Linked DNA regions of Homo sapiens: region 1 is linked to region 2. Evidence: chromatin loops called from intact Hi-C (ENCODE). Cell type or tissue: GM12878. All regions are shown on one strand. Region 1 has its middle 15 kb from the start of LINC01490. Region 2 overlaps OTOGL (otogelin like).

The links. Peaks named below come from ENCODE experiments on the same cell type or tissue, not always from the same donor. Only the 100,000 strongest peaks of a DNase experiment are listed, where the experiment ranks them.
Region 1: it touches region 2 in a loop (4-fold over the local background); 1 of 110 quality-filtered maps calls a loop at or near these places.

What each region holds. Positions count from the first base shown.
Region 1 is chr12:80,777,158-80,779,657 of GRCh38, forward strand. No RefSeq gene overlaps it. Among named protein-coding and RNA genes, the nearest start is that of LINC01490, 15 kb to the left of the region's middle. RefSeq lists enhancers at 564-1,763, 1,008-1,237. In GM12878, no CTCF peak of the experiment used is centred here; DNase peaks (open chromatin) are centred at 583, 1,134 and 1,811; H3K4me3 peaks cover 969 bases; H3K27ac peaks cover 2,500 bases.
Region 2 is chr12:80,292,133-80,294,632 of GRCh38, forward strand. All of the region lies in intron 26 of OTOGL (otogelin like), which reads left to right. Among named protein-coding and RNA genes, the nearest start is that of PTPRQ, 150 kb to the right of the region's middle. In GM12878, no CTCF peak of the experiment used is centred here; DNase peaks (open chromatin) are centred at 1,519 and 1,879; H3K27ac peaks cover 1,496 bases.

The sequences.
Region 1 (2,500 bases), 490 kb after region 2:
CTTACTCTATCTCTCTTGCTCCCCACTTGACAGTTGAGTGTGTGTCCTGGACTCCCTCCTTCCTGTCGGTCCTGAAAAATGTGCTGCTCTCTTCTCTCTAGGGTATATGTGAGTAATAAAACTGCTTCTATTATTCCATGTGATATAGTTTGGCTGTGTCCCTACCCAAATTTCATCTTGAATTGTAGCTCCCACAATTCCCACATGTTGTGGGAGGGACCCAGTGGGAGGTAATTGAATCTTGGGGGTGGGTCTTTCCTGTGCTGTTCTCGTGATAGTGAATAAGTCTCACGAGATCTGATGGTTTTAAAAAGGGGAGTTTCCCTGCACAAGCTCTCTCTTTGCCTGCTGTCATCCATGTAAGGCGTGACTTGTTCCTCCTTGCCTTCCATCATAATTGTGAGGCCTCCCATCCATGTGGAACTGTGAGTCCATTAAACATCTACCCTGTATAAGTTACCCAGTCTCTGGTATGTCTTTATTAGCAGTGTGAAAACGGATTAATATACCATGTGTTTTGTTGTGCTGCCTCTTCTGCATCTCACACGACCAACATACCCGAACCTAACTTCTTTTCCAGTCAGGGCTCTCCTACAGAGTGGCTATCTTGGTAGGAATAAACTATTCACAGGTCTGGTGAGAGTCACAAGGGCATTTGCCAGTGTAAATAAGTTTCCTGTGAGAAGAACAATTGGACACGGGTCAGACACTTTAGCAAGTTAAGTATTCTGACAAAAGATAAAGGTCAGGATAAAAATGAAATTAGAGAAAAAAAATACAACTCAATAAATGTTAGCTGTTAAGTATAGCTTTGTCTACCCAAAATACTTCTCTAATTATCTTATTTCGGTAAAACACTGTTGTAGATTGCAAAAGCAGCCCAATTTTCTGTTCCTCTGTGTATAAATGCCTTTTACAATGATCAAGAGGTAGAGACTTTTCCCCCAGTTGCTGACTCTGGGCTGGGCTAGTGACTTGTTTTGGCCAATAGAATGTGATAGAAATTACATTTTGCCTGTCTGAGCCTAACTCTCAGAAGGTCTTGTGGACTTTTGCTCTCTCTTGAGATTTTTTCCTCTATTATGAGAACAAGCCCAAACTAGCCTACTGAGGGTAATAGACCATGGGGAAAAAAGCTGAGTCACTTCAATTGGAAGTCAGCCAACCCCAGAAACAGAGCTGCTTAGCTGATGTTCAATTGATTACAGGCACATGGGGAGGCCCAGCCAGTCAAACCCAGAACAGCCCGGCTGAGCTCAGCCTAATTCTGTGACTTTCAGGATGAGTAACAAAATAAATGATTCTTATTTTAAGTCAAAATTTTGGAGAGCAATCTTCCTCTTGTCAATGTCTATCTCAGTGCTATTTCAGACTCCTTTCGTACTGTCAAATCTCACTCAACTTTTAGCATCTATTTCAATTGGCATCTCTTCCAAGAAGATTTTTCTAATTTCCTCAAGTGATGTGTTATCTCCCCTATAATTGAACCCCATTTTGATATTTGTGTCCCTTTTTAGCTTTTTTTTTAACTTGTTTTCTATTAGAGGTGTTAGTGTCCTACTCATCTTGCTTTTCCTACAGCTAGTAAGTGGACATCCAGGAGGTACAAGGATATATCCCAGACCTGGCCAGTCATGCTACCATTTCCCATAATAATCTCCTTAAGAAGTGAGCACCAGACCCAAGTCATTCAGATACTACCTGTAAGATATAGGCACTGAGGGAAAGAGTCTGGTTTTTCTTTTAGATGAAGAGCTATAAGAATGGAATCGAGACTAGGAGAGGAACATCCAAAGGAGAGAAAATGACTGCAGTGGGAGAGAACAAGAGCTACGATCAAAAAGAGGAGAGACAAGCAGCACTGAGGAAGACAGAAGGGTAAGAAGAGGTAAGAATTCTATCAACACTGAGATACTGAGACCTGGATCTGTCCTGTTTTGGAAGTAATTGATTCTCTCTCTCTTTTTTTTTTCTTCTCAAGCTCAAGTGAGTTGTGTTTTGGTTAATTGCAAAAAGAAAAGAATCCTAAGCTTCTTGTGAACTGAGGCAGGTTAATATGAATGATTCTCCAGTGCTATATCACCTATAGATATGTTGACTACATAATGTATTATCTATATTGGGACACTTCTGAGAGCAAAATGGAGTGCTAGTAATAATTATTCTGAAAAACCTAGTGCTAAATGAGACTGTCTCTTTGGGTTTCCCAGAAAAAAATCAGAAAAGCTGGATCTTCAAAGCTGAGGATTAGATGCTGGATTGTTGTGTTACAAAAATCCAGGTCTAGACCTTCTATGGGTCCCTTCTTTGTAGCAGACAGTCAGCCTCTCACCCTTACAACCCTATTATCTACAAAAATACAGCTAATAAACAAAAACTCACAGGAAGCAAAGATTTATGGAACAGGTAGCAATTAAACTCTTTGGAACTACGTTGTGTTTGTGTGGGATAGTTCTTGAATTTGTGTTTGTAATCACTATAACTTAAAGGAAGAAAAAAA
Region 2 (2,500 bases):
CATGCGCCACCACACCTGGCTAATTTTGTATTTTTAGTAGAGACGGGGTTTCTCCATGTTGGTCAGGCTGGTCTTGAATTCCTGACCTCAGGAGATCAGCCTGCCTCGGCCTCCCAAATTGCTGAGATTACAGGCATGAGCCACTACGCCCAGCAGAAATGTTTTCTTGACTTTAGAAAACAAAACGTAAAGAAGCCCAATGTTTCAAACAAACAAGTCATAAGAAAACATTTCAGCCTTCTGTTAGTTCAGTCCCATGCAGTTAACTCTTGTTCTGCCCAGTATTGGGCCAGCAATCCTCATGAACACATCTGCCCTCCAGTGAGAATCCCAGAAGTTTTCTCTCTAGTCTGATGGCACAATCTCCAAAGTAATCAGAAACCTGCCTTCAAGAGCACCTGTCAGAGTCCTTTCCACAAACTTCCTTAAGGAAGCAAGTTGTGGACTGCAGCTGATTATAAAGTGCTTTTTGAGAAGAATAAAAGTAAAACAATAATTGTCTGTGCATGACAAAAGTCTTAGACTAGCCACGGTTAAAGACACAATAGACAAGGAAATTTGATTATTTCTGTGGCATACAATAATTTAATGTAATAGTCATAATTATTCCTGATAACATAGATTAAGACATACCAGAACTATATGAATCTTATATAATTTTGGAACATATATTAATGACACATTCATATAAAAATAACTCAAAGAAAGTTAAACACCATTTCATATTTGACAATGATTCTGGTGTAATTTTAACATACCAACGAAGATGAATATGTCTGTCTCGGACTTCAGGAGCCCTAATACCCAAAAAGTTAGTTTGAGGCCAAAAGACTGAATTTAGAATTTGGAAAGGTTATCAAATATCAAAGGCTTAAAACACTTGATATTGCAAAATAAGAGTCACAGGTAACTGCAAAATTAGTCATTTAATCAAAGTGATAATTCAAATATTTTAAAAAGCTAAAACCTTTACTCTTTGGTAGACAGGAGACTCAGTTTCCCAAATAATCTTAAAACTTAATAAAGATAGCTAAAAAGGTAAATTTAATCTGTCTCTCTCTTCCCTTTTTTTCTTGCCGTATACTCAAAAGGTAAATAAAAATCTTTTACTATCTCTTAATATTACACAAAAAGCTTGTTCAAAAGAGAAAACCAAATTTTACCTTTGCATTGTGCATTATTAACACTAAAGTTAATTTTAAGAAATACATCCAATTTTAATTAGTTTGATCACAAGATAAGATCTTCATAAACTTTTTGTAACCTTTTACAATATTTACCATTCTTTTTCCCAACTTTTTATGTCTTCTTACAAGAACCTTATGAAGGTGTCAACTGAAGGGTGGTTTTGGCCCCAGGCAGCAGAGTCATGGATGACCTGATGTCATTCTTGTAACTTGGACAATCTCTGTGTGACTGCTCTATTTTCTGCTACTCAGGCTAGCATGTCTAACTTTCTTTTCTCTGTCTTTTCTCTACTTTTTCGTCAGTTCAGTCATCATTTCTACTTCCTCATATGTTCAGCTTTTTTTTTTTTACCTGGTCAGCTCCTACTCTTCCTTATATCCTTTACATGTTTATTCACCCTCAGATCTTCCTGCAAAACATTAAAAAAAATCAGTATTTTCTGGTTCAAATTTGAGAGAGAATTGACTAGAATATAGTTCGTTTTTTCTGCAACATTGAAGTCCCTTTGCCCATAAATGAATGCACTGCTTTGGGGCAGAAACCATGGCTGCCTAAGGCTATGGTATCAGCAGAGATTTTGTGTGGGATAATTACCCTTAAAAGGGGCTGGGGCTATGACAGGTGCTGAGACTGACATGTAAAGTATAATTATATACTTCCTTGAAAGGTGCTGACAGTTTCTGTTTCAGAGTCATTTTGGGGCATATTCTGTATTAAAGCTTTTAGTACCTGAGAATAAAGGGTTTTGAGGAGCCCAGGTGACACATTGATGTTGACCTTTTTCCTCCAGCTTTGTTGTCATTATTACTATGTTGCTTAACAACTCTGTGGCATTATTTTTAAACCTAATATTAACTTGAAATACATTAGAAATGGAAAGTATAGAAATGTGACTTTTAGGTGTATTGCTATTGTTACAAATTACTGTGAGCATAGCATGAAATTGTAAGACAAAGCATACAAGATAGAATATTTCTTGACATTTCAGATTTAATATAAAGGATGAAACTAACATTGAGGCATTTTAATTAATAGCAATAAAATATAATGGCAATAAAAAGCCTTTCAATCAGCTTTTCACATCCCTTAGTCTAAATAACTTTTCCCAAGATGAAGAGCAAAACAAAACCCTAAATTATGTATTTTTCTCTTTGAAAATTATGCTGAAAGGCAGAAAAGTATGACATTAATTTTTTGAGTAGTACAATGCCATAATCATCTTAATGACCCTTATTATTTCTCAAAAGGATTGTTTAAAAAGCAGCAAAAGCTCCCAGCATCTATGAAGGAAAAATGGGTTACAGAGGGATAT